3 separate regions of the Homo sapiens genome follow, and all the other regions are linked to region 3. A link is a contact called in ENCODE Hi-C data. All regions are on one chromosome and are shown on one strand. The core of a region is the stretch at or near the end of the contact, and the rest is flanking DNA. Distances in the headings are between cores, read along the strand shown. Region 1 holds the start of PAXIP1-AS2 (PAXIP1 antisense RNA 2). Region 2 holds the start of PAXIP1-DT (PAXIP1 divergent transcript). Region 3 holds the start of NCAPG2 (non-SMC condensin II complex subunit G2).

The links. A loop is a pair of places that touch in the nucleus more often than their neighbours do. Pooled maps may share reads with other maps.
Region 1: a loop to region 3 is called in a map of CD8-positive, alpha-beta T cell, with 23 times the contacts of the local background. The contact joins the promoter of PAXIP1-AS2 here to the promoter of NCAPG2 in region 3. A Hi-C loop is called at or near these places in 2 of 168 maps with a recorded cell type or tissue (B cell and CD8-positive, alpha-beta T cell) and 5 of 50 pooled maps.
Region 2: a map of CD8-positive, alpha-beta T cell shows a loop between it and region 3 (5-fold over the local background). The contact joins the promoter of PAXIP1-DT here to the promoter of NCAPG2 in region 3. A Hi-C loop is called at or near these places in 1 of 168 maps with a recorded cell type or tissue (CD8-positive, alpha-beta T cell), 1 of 37 single-sample maps with no recorded cell type and 9 of 50 pooled maps.

The regions. Positions count from the first base shown.
Region 1 is chr7:154,926,575-154,929,766 of GRCh38, forward strand. PAXIP1-AS2 (PAXIP1 antisense RNA 2) reads left to right here and starts at 1,943. Exons shown (of 8, transcript NR_024476.1): 1 at 1,943-2,193; 2 at 2,382-2,450. RefSeq lists enhancers at 2,024-2,083, 2,104-2,203, 2,354-2,573.
Region 2 is chr7:155,001,776-155,004,682 of GRCh38, forward strand. It overlaps PAXIP1-DT (PAXIP1 divergent transcript), which reads left to right and starts at 1,658. Exons shown (of 1, transcript NR_028090.1): 1 at 1,658-2,907. It overlaps PAXIP1 (PAX interacting protein 1), which reads right to left and starts at 1,349. Exons shown (of 21, transcript NM_007349.4): 1 at 1,074-1,349. The coding sequence starts at 1,154. RefSeq lists silencers at 490-639, 810-1,179, 1,210-1,899, 1,920-1,999 and an enhancer at 2,244-2,745.
Region 3 is chr7:158,703,524-158,706,546 of GRCh38, forward strand. It overlaps NCAPG2 (non-SMC condensin II complex subunit G2), which reads right to left and starts at 1,281. Exons shown (of 28, transcript NM_017760.7): 1 at 1,201-1,281. RefSeq lists an enhancer at 42-620 and silencers at 1,198-1,297, 1,448-1,537, 1,658-1,937.

The DNA.
Region 1 (3,192 bases), core at 693-3,192, 3.8 Mb before region 3:
GAAAGTAATCATGCTTTTTGCAAAAATTGCAAAGTGGAAGGTTAGGTCCATTAGGGAGTTTCTAGGGGTATTGTGAAGGCCAAAATTGTGTGAATAGTTGTTTTAATTGTAAATTCATAATTGTATTAGCCTCGCTCTTTTGTTTGGCTTCCCTCTCTCTTTCTTCTTCAGTTAAGGTATCAGATAACCGGTCAATGAGACTGACCAAATCATGAGTATCAGAAGTGGCCCAACTTTGTCTTTTCATTGTTAGTTCCAATTCATCTAACTCATTTGTTAAACTGGAGTCGAGTATCATTTCGATGATTAGCACAGCTTTCTTCGGATAAAACTAAATATTCTTTAAAATTTTTTCCACAGCCCTCAAAGTATATTACTGACTCATCTGAATTTTGTTGATATTGTATTTTGTTCCAGTTGACTACTCTGAAAAACTGAGGAGATAGCCTGATGCAAAGCCTTTGCTGTTCTTCAAGCCTGTCTATGGTCCTCTTCTGAACATTTATGAAGATCCCTAACAGATTTCTCCAGTGAGCTTTGTCTAGCCAGCCTTTAGCTTTAATTTTTGCTACTAACATGTGAATCTGTTGCTAGAAGTCAGAATAACTAGGGTCATAAGCTTGGATATTTAATTCAAATTTCCTAGCAAAACCAATAGGAACCTGGTGAAGATCAAGGAATTCTTTTAACTATGCCTGTAAGTTTGATCATGATTGATAAAGCAGGTTCCCCTCTACCAGATGCTGGATGAAATGGAGCCAAACCAGTGGGAGCAGGAGGAGGGGCAGGAGGAGGAGGAGGAGAAGGTCAATCAGGGCTGGGTAGTTCTGACAAGGAGGCTTAGAGAGACAGGGGAGCAGGGAGAGAAGAAGACATTTCAGTGTTTTTTAAAATTCAGTAATGGTTTTAGAGTGCTTTTTATTTTCTTCCTCTAAGGGAAGAATTCTGTCAAAACCTCTTTTGGATGCTTCTGGGTGCCATTGGAAGTAACTCTCTTAATTATTTTATTTGATTCCATAGCTGGCTTTTTAAAATTGTGCATATAAATAAACTAATCTAGCTATTTCAAAGATAATTCTCTTTGATCATTGTAATTTAGGATCTTCTTAGGTCAAATAAGACCATTTCTCCAACTATCGACAGGAGGTGGCGCCATAAGTCTTGTACATAAACCCCGCTGGAGTTTCCAAAGGTGCATTGCTTAATGAGGGCTTGGTTATAGATGGATAATTGCTCATAATTTGGATTCTCTTTTAAAATGCCCAAAGGCTAAAAGGGAAAAGTGTTTGGGGTCCAGTGTGCTGCTTAGTAGGGATTATTCCTGGAGGTATCACCTACAAGTAGCTTCTTCCCTCTTACCTACCTCAGAGAAACCCAGACATTTCTGGGAGTTCAAGGCACTGGGTGACGAACCCCTTGTGTGTTGTGTGCCCCGGGGGTTAAGCAGCTCTCCCTGTGAGTTCTTCTCTGGGGTTTGTTGTGAGCTTCCACACCCTTGTGTTACCTCCATTGCCTAAGGTGCCTTTCAGCTGGGAGAAAGAGTCCTTTTTGTCTTCAGCTTATCACGTCCTCATTCCAACCTTTTACAAATTTTGGGTGACTCAGGAAGAAACTTTAAATCTCAATGTTAACCAAGATCCAAAGCCTGGCTGGTTTAAAGCCACAAATTTGGCTTAAGCCACAAACATTCACTTTCTCCTTTTACAAAGAAAACTGCTTTCTCTTTAACCAAATGTCAAATGAGAGAAAAGGTTACAAACTTGAGCAAGTAAAAAAATGTCCAATGAGAGAAAAGGTTACAAACTTGAGCAAGTAAAATGTCCAATGAGAGAAAAGGTTACAAAAGAGCAAGTAAGACGAACGAAAACTTAACCTAATAGAAAAGTGAAACCACAAACCTGCCAATAGCAGAATCTTTAGAGAAATGACGCGAAACTCCTGCCTTAAAGCCCTAAATGGCGGCTTCAATATCAGTCCCACTGAGCATGAAATTCATTTACTTAAATAAAATCTGAATCTCAGCCCAAACCTGGGAGATTCAAAACCTGAGAGCGGTCTTACCAAAGACGCCCGTATGTCTGGTGAAGTCAGTTGGATGCAAGCAGTTTGTGCTGGTACCAGGGCCCCAGCTACTGATGAAGTGGCAGGAGTCCACAGAAGCCTACTTCGAAGTTCCCGGGGCTTCCAGGGGAGGTGAGAACACAAGTGATGGGAGAGCCTGGGGAGGGACTGTCTGGTGAGTAAAGGTTGTGCTGCTCTGTGGATGAAATGTCTCTGAGGTCGTAAACATCTCAGAGCCGCCTTCGGGAGAACGGGTGATAGTCATCTGGGCTGATGTCACCTCCAGTGTCCTCTCCTGTGATCTGTGTTAATCCTCCCAGATTGACGAGATTCCTGGGGAGGCGATTCATGACAGCTGAGTTCCTTTTGGAGGATCCGTCTTCAGGCAGGTAAGGGGAGCTCAGAGGAAACCTCTGCCTGCATCCGCTGATTCCCAAGTGCCCTCAGCTCACAGGGATCAGCACTCCCAAGTGCCATGGGGGTGGCATTTCCTGAACTCCTTCAAAGCAATAACAACAGGCTGGGCGTGGTGGCTTACGCCTGTAATCCCAGCACTTTAGGAGGCTGAAGTGTGAGGATTGCTTGAAGCCAGGAGTTCAAGACCAGCCTGGGCAACATAGGGAAACCCTGTCTCTACAAAGAATTAAAAGAAAACTTAGCCAGGAATGGCAGTGCACACATGTGGCCCCGCCTACTCGGGAGACTGAGGTGGGAGGAGTGCTTGAGCCAGGTGGTTGAGGCTGCAGGGAGCTGTGATTGCACCACTGCACTCCAGCCTGGGCAACAGAGTGAGACTCTATCTCAAAACAAACAAACAACAACAACAAAAGTGAAACAATAACAACAACTTTTACAAAACGGACATTTGGGATCTACATGCCACACTCCTAAATGCGTCTCTTAAGCAACAGGTGTCACAGTCTTAAACCTTGTCCTTACCCTCTTCATTCTAGGCACCTGTTTCATTCCAGGTAGGGCTTCCTCCTGGTTTCCTAACACAGCGGGTTGAGATGAACAGCAGAGAAGGACACTGCACACCTCTGCAGGGTCTCCCCTCTGGCCCACCAGCCCTCCCTTCTCCAGCAGTGAAGACCTCACTATGTCATCCAGGCAGGAATAATATAGACAGAA
Region 2 (2,907 bases), core at 408-2,907, 3.7 Mb before region 3:
GGGTAAACCCGGCCTTGAAGTCTCTTTACCCTAAAGTTACAGGGCAAAAAGGGTCCAAAAAGTTGTTACAAGGACGAACCTCAAGAAGGCCAAGATCACTCAGCCTTCTACAATTCCTTCTACACCATCCAAGTTCATCTGCGAAATATGAGTCTCCGCCCTTCCAGGCCTAACTCTGATCACTGGGGATCCCCATCCTCCAAGGTGGGGGCCACTGATGTCACACCCAAGGCAACACAACTGTACAGCTAAACTTTTAAGAAGGAAATATTTTGAAGATTAACCTGAAGAGGATATTCAACTAAGATGCATTCCTACCACGGACTGATAACTGTGTGACATCAAACAGATATATTATTATAGGAATACTAAGGAAAACCCACAATATCCTTTGGCGTGAGCCCAAACTACACAAAATTAAATGTGTAATGTGATGGTGTTACCAGGGTACCGTAAAATTAATCGTCCAAGTGGGAAAATCAAGGAAGACGAATGCCAGCCCCCACGTGCAGGGACACAGGCTGGAAGGGAGCGCTCCTCAGCCCCGCACAGGACGGCAGCTGCCCGGGTGGCGGAGGCGGCCAAGCCGGTGCACGGCCACGACCCCCGCCGGCCGAGCGAGGCTGGGGTCCCCGCGCGAGCTGCCCCGGCTGGGGATCCCGGCGCCCCTCGTCCGCCCTCGGAGCTGCTCTCCCGGGAGCCGAGACGCCCGGCGCGGGGAATGGGGAGACGCGACCCCGCGCCCGTCCCGCTCAGCAAAGGAGCAGAGAACGAGGCGGCCCGGTGGGTCGGGGGCGGCGACCCCAGGGCCGCAGGCCGGGGGCTCAGGGCGCGCACTAGGGGCCGAGGTACAGAGCCCCAGCCGCCTTCCCTCCCGCACTCCCCCGGGCCCGGGCCTCCCGCGCCCACCCCGCGGTCGCCCCTGCCCTCAGCGCAGTCAGGCCAGCGGCCTCGGCGGACCCGACGCTCTGCGCCCGGCGCGCGCCCGCGGCAGGAGCGGGGACGGGGACGGGGACGGGGACGGACGGGGACGCGGACGGGGGAGGAGGCCGCGGCAGGGGCGGGCGCGGTACCTGCGGGTCGATGTCGCCCACCGCGTAATACTTGACCTCCCTGAACATCTCCTCAGGAACTTTGGGCGCCTGGTCCGACATGATCGCGGCGGCCCGGGAGGCTCCGCGGCGGCGCCCGGCCCCGCCCACCCCCCGCCCCCGGCCCCCGCGGCGCCCGGCGCCCCCACTCGCCCCGCCAACGGCCCTGCCCGCGCAGCCCGGGCCCGGTCCTGCGAATCGGGGTCCGCTCCCCCGCCCTCCGCGCCCCCGCCCGCGCCCGCGCCGAGCGCCCGAAGCGCGGGAGCCGCGCGCGCCCTGCGGGACGCACCATCCCGCCCCGGCCACCGAGGGGGAGCGCCGAGGAGCCGCCCGGCCTCCAGTGACGCCCCGCGCCTCTGCCGCCAGCCACGGCTCCGGGGTAGCTGGCGCCGGCAGCCCGCTCTGGCCCTTGCGGTTCCGTGGCCGCCGCTCTGCAACGAGGGGGCCCCGAGGACGAGGGGAAACCAGCTCCCCCCTCGGCGGGGCCGGAGTGAGCCGGTCCCGGGGAGGAGGGGAGCTGGCAGGCCCCTCCCGTCGCCACATGCGGCTGCTCGGGGGCGGCGCATGCGCGCGGCGGAGGGGGGGGTGGGGCCTTGGGGCCGCGAGTGGGAGCGGGAGCGGTTCTGCGGCCTCCTCGGGCTTCTTGGCCCTGGGCGGAGTGGGATTGGGTGTCCCGGCTGTTCGCAGTGGCCGCGAGTGCGGCCGGACCTGGAGTAGTACCTGAGCCGCTCTGGCCGAGCAAGGCGCGGGGCCCCGGTCTACACCGCGCTGGACCCGGCTATGCCGTGACGGAATTCCCGAGGCCGTAGCGCCACGCGAGACGCGCACTGGTGGCCTCCGCGGCGAGTCCTGGGGTCTCCGCAAGGCCTCAGTGCCCGAGCTGGGGACGTGCTGGGGGGAGGCCCGGCCCCGTCGCTGCCCGAGGCCCCGCTGTCCCGGCCGGACCGGCCTGGTCCCTGGCGTCCTGTCGGGTCCGCGCTGGAGGAGAGTCCCAGACAGCAGAGCCCGCGGTGCAGCTCCAGCCCCGGGAAGCCCCGCGCTCAACAGGTTAATACTACACAGCGGCGATTCTAATGGTCACGCTTTTATTTACAGCTCGCCTCCCTTCCGCCAAGATTCACAGAACACGGCAGAGTGGCCTCGGGATCACCTGCCCAAGACACCTGCACGACCGGAAGTTGGGAGAAGAAATTAAGGCCATGATGATGAACGCAGCCTTTCTCGTTTATTTCCAATCCCACAACAAACCGGAGTCCAGGAACTCATGGGTGATTATCGGACTATTACCTAGTCGTAAAACTGTGGAGCATTGGTGTCTAAAGGAATCTGAGACAGACCCGCAGTGTCTCCCCCACATGCCTTAAGTCACTTCTGCCAAGCAGAAAATCATTTTTAAGTAAATGTTAGTGAAATTGGTTTTAAAAAAGAGAAGGGGCCGGGCGCGGTGGCTCACGCCTGTAATCCTATCCTTTAGGAGGCCGAGGTGGGCGGATTGCCTGAGTTCAGGAGTTCGAGACCAGCCTGGGCGACACGGTGAAACCCCGTCCCTACTAAAATACAAAAAATTAGCCGGGCGTGGCGGCACGCGCCTGTAGTCCCAGCTACTCAGGAGGCTGAGGCAGGAGAATGGCTTGAACTCGGGTGGGGGAGGTTGCAATGAGCCGAGATCGCGCCGCTGCACTCCAGCCTGGGCGACAGAGCGAGACTCTGTCTCTGAAAAAAAACAAAACAAAACGAGAAGGCTTTCAAAATTACTCTGCGGTACACTAATTTAACAGATTAGATCACTTTCCAGGCTTTAAGTTGGCCTTTGTTC
Region 3 (3,023 bases), core at 31-2,530:
TTTTTAATGGTTAATTTTTCAATCTATCTCCCAAAGTGGCAATATTCCATGTTTCTTGTACCATATGTGCATAAGACCTCAGCCCTGCAGCCAGAATGCTACTTTCAAGGTAAGGAGTCATCTCACCATCCAGTTATCAGTCCGAAGAGCAGGTTACTCTTCGCACAGGAGGTCTGGTACTAAATCAAGATGAGCATTAAAAAGAAGAAATCCCTGTTACCTTCTCACCACCTGTGACTTCCCACTCCGTCCCCAAACTCCTTCCTCATGGACACAACAAGAGGCACCAAACCAGCAACAAGAGTTCAGGAGACTGATGTCTCTGAGGACAATGCCCACGTCCACAGCTGGGGAGATACTCTCTGAGGGCAGTGCCTACACCCAGGGCTCAGGGGGACTCTCTCTAAGGGCAGTACCGACACCCAGGACTGAGGGGACTCTCTCTGAGGGCAGTTCCCATGCCCAGGACAGAGGGGGTCGCTCTCTGAGGGCAGTGCCCATGCCCAGGACTGAGGGGACGCTCTCTGAGGGCAGTGCCCATGCTCAGGACTGAGGGGGTCGCTCTCTGAGGGTAGTGCCCATGCCCAGGACTGAGGGGACGCTCTCTGAGGGCAGTGCCCATGCCCAGGACTGAGGGGGTCGCTCTCTGAGGGCAGTGCCCATGCTCAGGACTGAGGGGGTCGCTCTCTGAGGGTAGTGCCCATGCCCAGGACTGAGGGGACGCTCTCTGAGGGCAGTGCCCATGCTCAGGACTGAGGGGGTCGCTCTCTGAGGGTAGTGCCCATGCCCAGGACTGAGGGGACACTCTCTGAGGGCAGTTCCCATGCCCAGGACAGAGGAGGTCGCTCTCTGAGGGCAGTGCCCATGCCCAGGACTGAGGGGACACTCTCTGAGGACGGTGCCCATGCTCAGGGCTGGGGGGTCGCTCTCTGAGGGCAGTGCCCGCGCCCGGGGCTGGGATTTTCCTCCGACACGGACAAGAAGGACGGGCGTCGCTGAGCTGGGTAGGGGGGATGGCCCGGGGTCGCCAGTTCCGTCCAGTTCCGTCAGAGGCAGCACTGCCCGCACGCAGGTCGGCCGCCTCCTTAGGGGAGGGGAGGCTGGGACCCCGACCAGCCGAGGAGGGGCTTCCCGCCCGATCCCTGCTACTTCCCAGCCCCTGCTCTGAACCCAATCCCGGCTCGGCACCGCAGCTCTTACCTGGGCTCGGGGACCCGCCGTTTCCCGCGCTCGGACCAGATTCAAACGCACCCGCCGGCGCCCCAGACGGGCCCCGCCCTCCCGGTCGTCATCAGGCGCCGCTCTCGCGAGAGCTGGGGCGCCGCGAGCCTCGGGCCTCGCCCACACGCCCGGCCCGCCCCGCCTCCAGATCATGCCCCGCCCACATGCCCGCCAGTCTTCTTCCTGTCTATGCCCCGCCTCTTAGGGCGCGGCCTCGAGCAGCTAAGCCCAGTGCCCTACCGGGCACTACGGAACGCGCACGCGGGGCGCCACAGCTGGGGAACCCATGCCCGGTCCGCGCGCCGACGTCCACTGCGCGCTCGTGCGCGTCCTGGGGCCTCCGCGGAGGGAGTGCGCGGTCCAGGAGAGGGCGGGGCGCTGCGAGCGGGCGGTGTTGTGGGAAGGAGGAAGGAGAGGAAGAGAGAGAGGGGGAGAGAAAGGAAAGGCTTGGGGCGGGGAGAGGCCACAGGGCCGTGTCTGGATCCCCGGGAGGACCCCACCCCGACCTGGCCGGCCCCCGTGACCGCCCTCCCTGCCGAGGGGGCACCTGTCCGGGTGGTCCGCAGCCTGCACACGGTAGGTGCACCCTGGGCAGGTGCTTCCCCCGCAGGAGCCCCTCCGGCCAGGTGCGGCCCCTAACAGGTGCTTCTCCTGCAGTTGCTCCTCCAGCAGGTGAGGCCCCCGGCAGGTCAGCTGCCCATAGGGTGGAGAGGGAGAGGCCTTAGCGGGGACCCTCGGAGGCACCCGTGTGAAGGAGGAGTAGCAATGTCATTCAATTCTTTGGACTTAAATGCCAAAATCACATACTGATGTATCAATCTCTTTTAATTTGTGTCAGCGAATAACTTGATTGGGCGTTCCCAATTTTTGTTGAAAGCAAATTCTTAGAAAACGGTGCTCTTTACCACCGAGCTCTGCATCCCTTCGTGAGGACTTGGCCTTCCCTGGAGCTATATTCTTTCATGCTTGAGATGTCTAGAGTGGTATCTGTTTTCCTGGCTTAACTCAAGCCAGAGGTCTTGGCGAGATTGAAGTCGTTGCACTGTGGGAGCACAGCACCAACCAATAGGAACATCATGGGAGCCACAAGTGCACTTGTAAATTTCTAGTGACCACATTAGAAAAATGAAGATAAATAGGTGACATTAATTTTTAAATATGTTTTATTTAGCCTAGTATATCAAAAATATTTATGTTACTTGTTGGAATATCGTTTCAACAAGCAATATAAAATTATAGCAGGGAGAAGACTGGTTTACTAGGAAGCTTGCAACAGTGAAGCAAGGCAGGCTGCAGAGGGGAGGGAGAAGACCCACTCAGAGGATGCTGAGTCTGGGACCCTTGTCAACAGGTGGCCGATATCTAACATTGCCTATTTCATCCTGGGGCTCCAGCCACCTCTGACCTCCTCCTCCCTCCATACACAGATCCTTCCCTGCCATTTCTTGAATTTTGGTGCCCTCATCTTCTCACTGCTTTCTTCTTAGCAATTTCCTTCATATCCAAGGTGCAAACTGCCACCTTCAAGCAGTGACCTCTGCATCTGGATTTGCAAGACACGGTTATTTCTGAACTCCAGAATTTTCAACAGCTCACTGCCTACTCCCACGCTGGTGCTGACATGCATCCAAAACAGATATCGACTTCCCCTCCCACCCCTGAATCCTGCCCCTTTCCTTATGCTGGTCCCTCCTCCAATCAGCCATCTGTTCCTGGGGTTTCCACTTCCTGAGTAGGAATAATGTAACAAGTTACGCATGTGAGCTCTGAAGCTGTACCACCTGGGCTAACCTGGTTCTGTG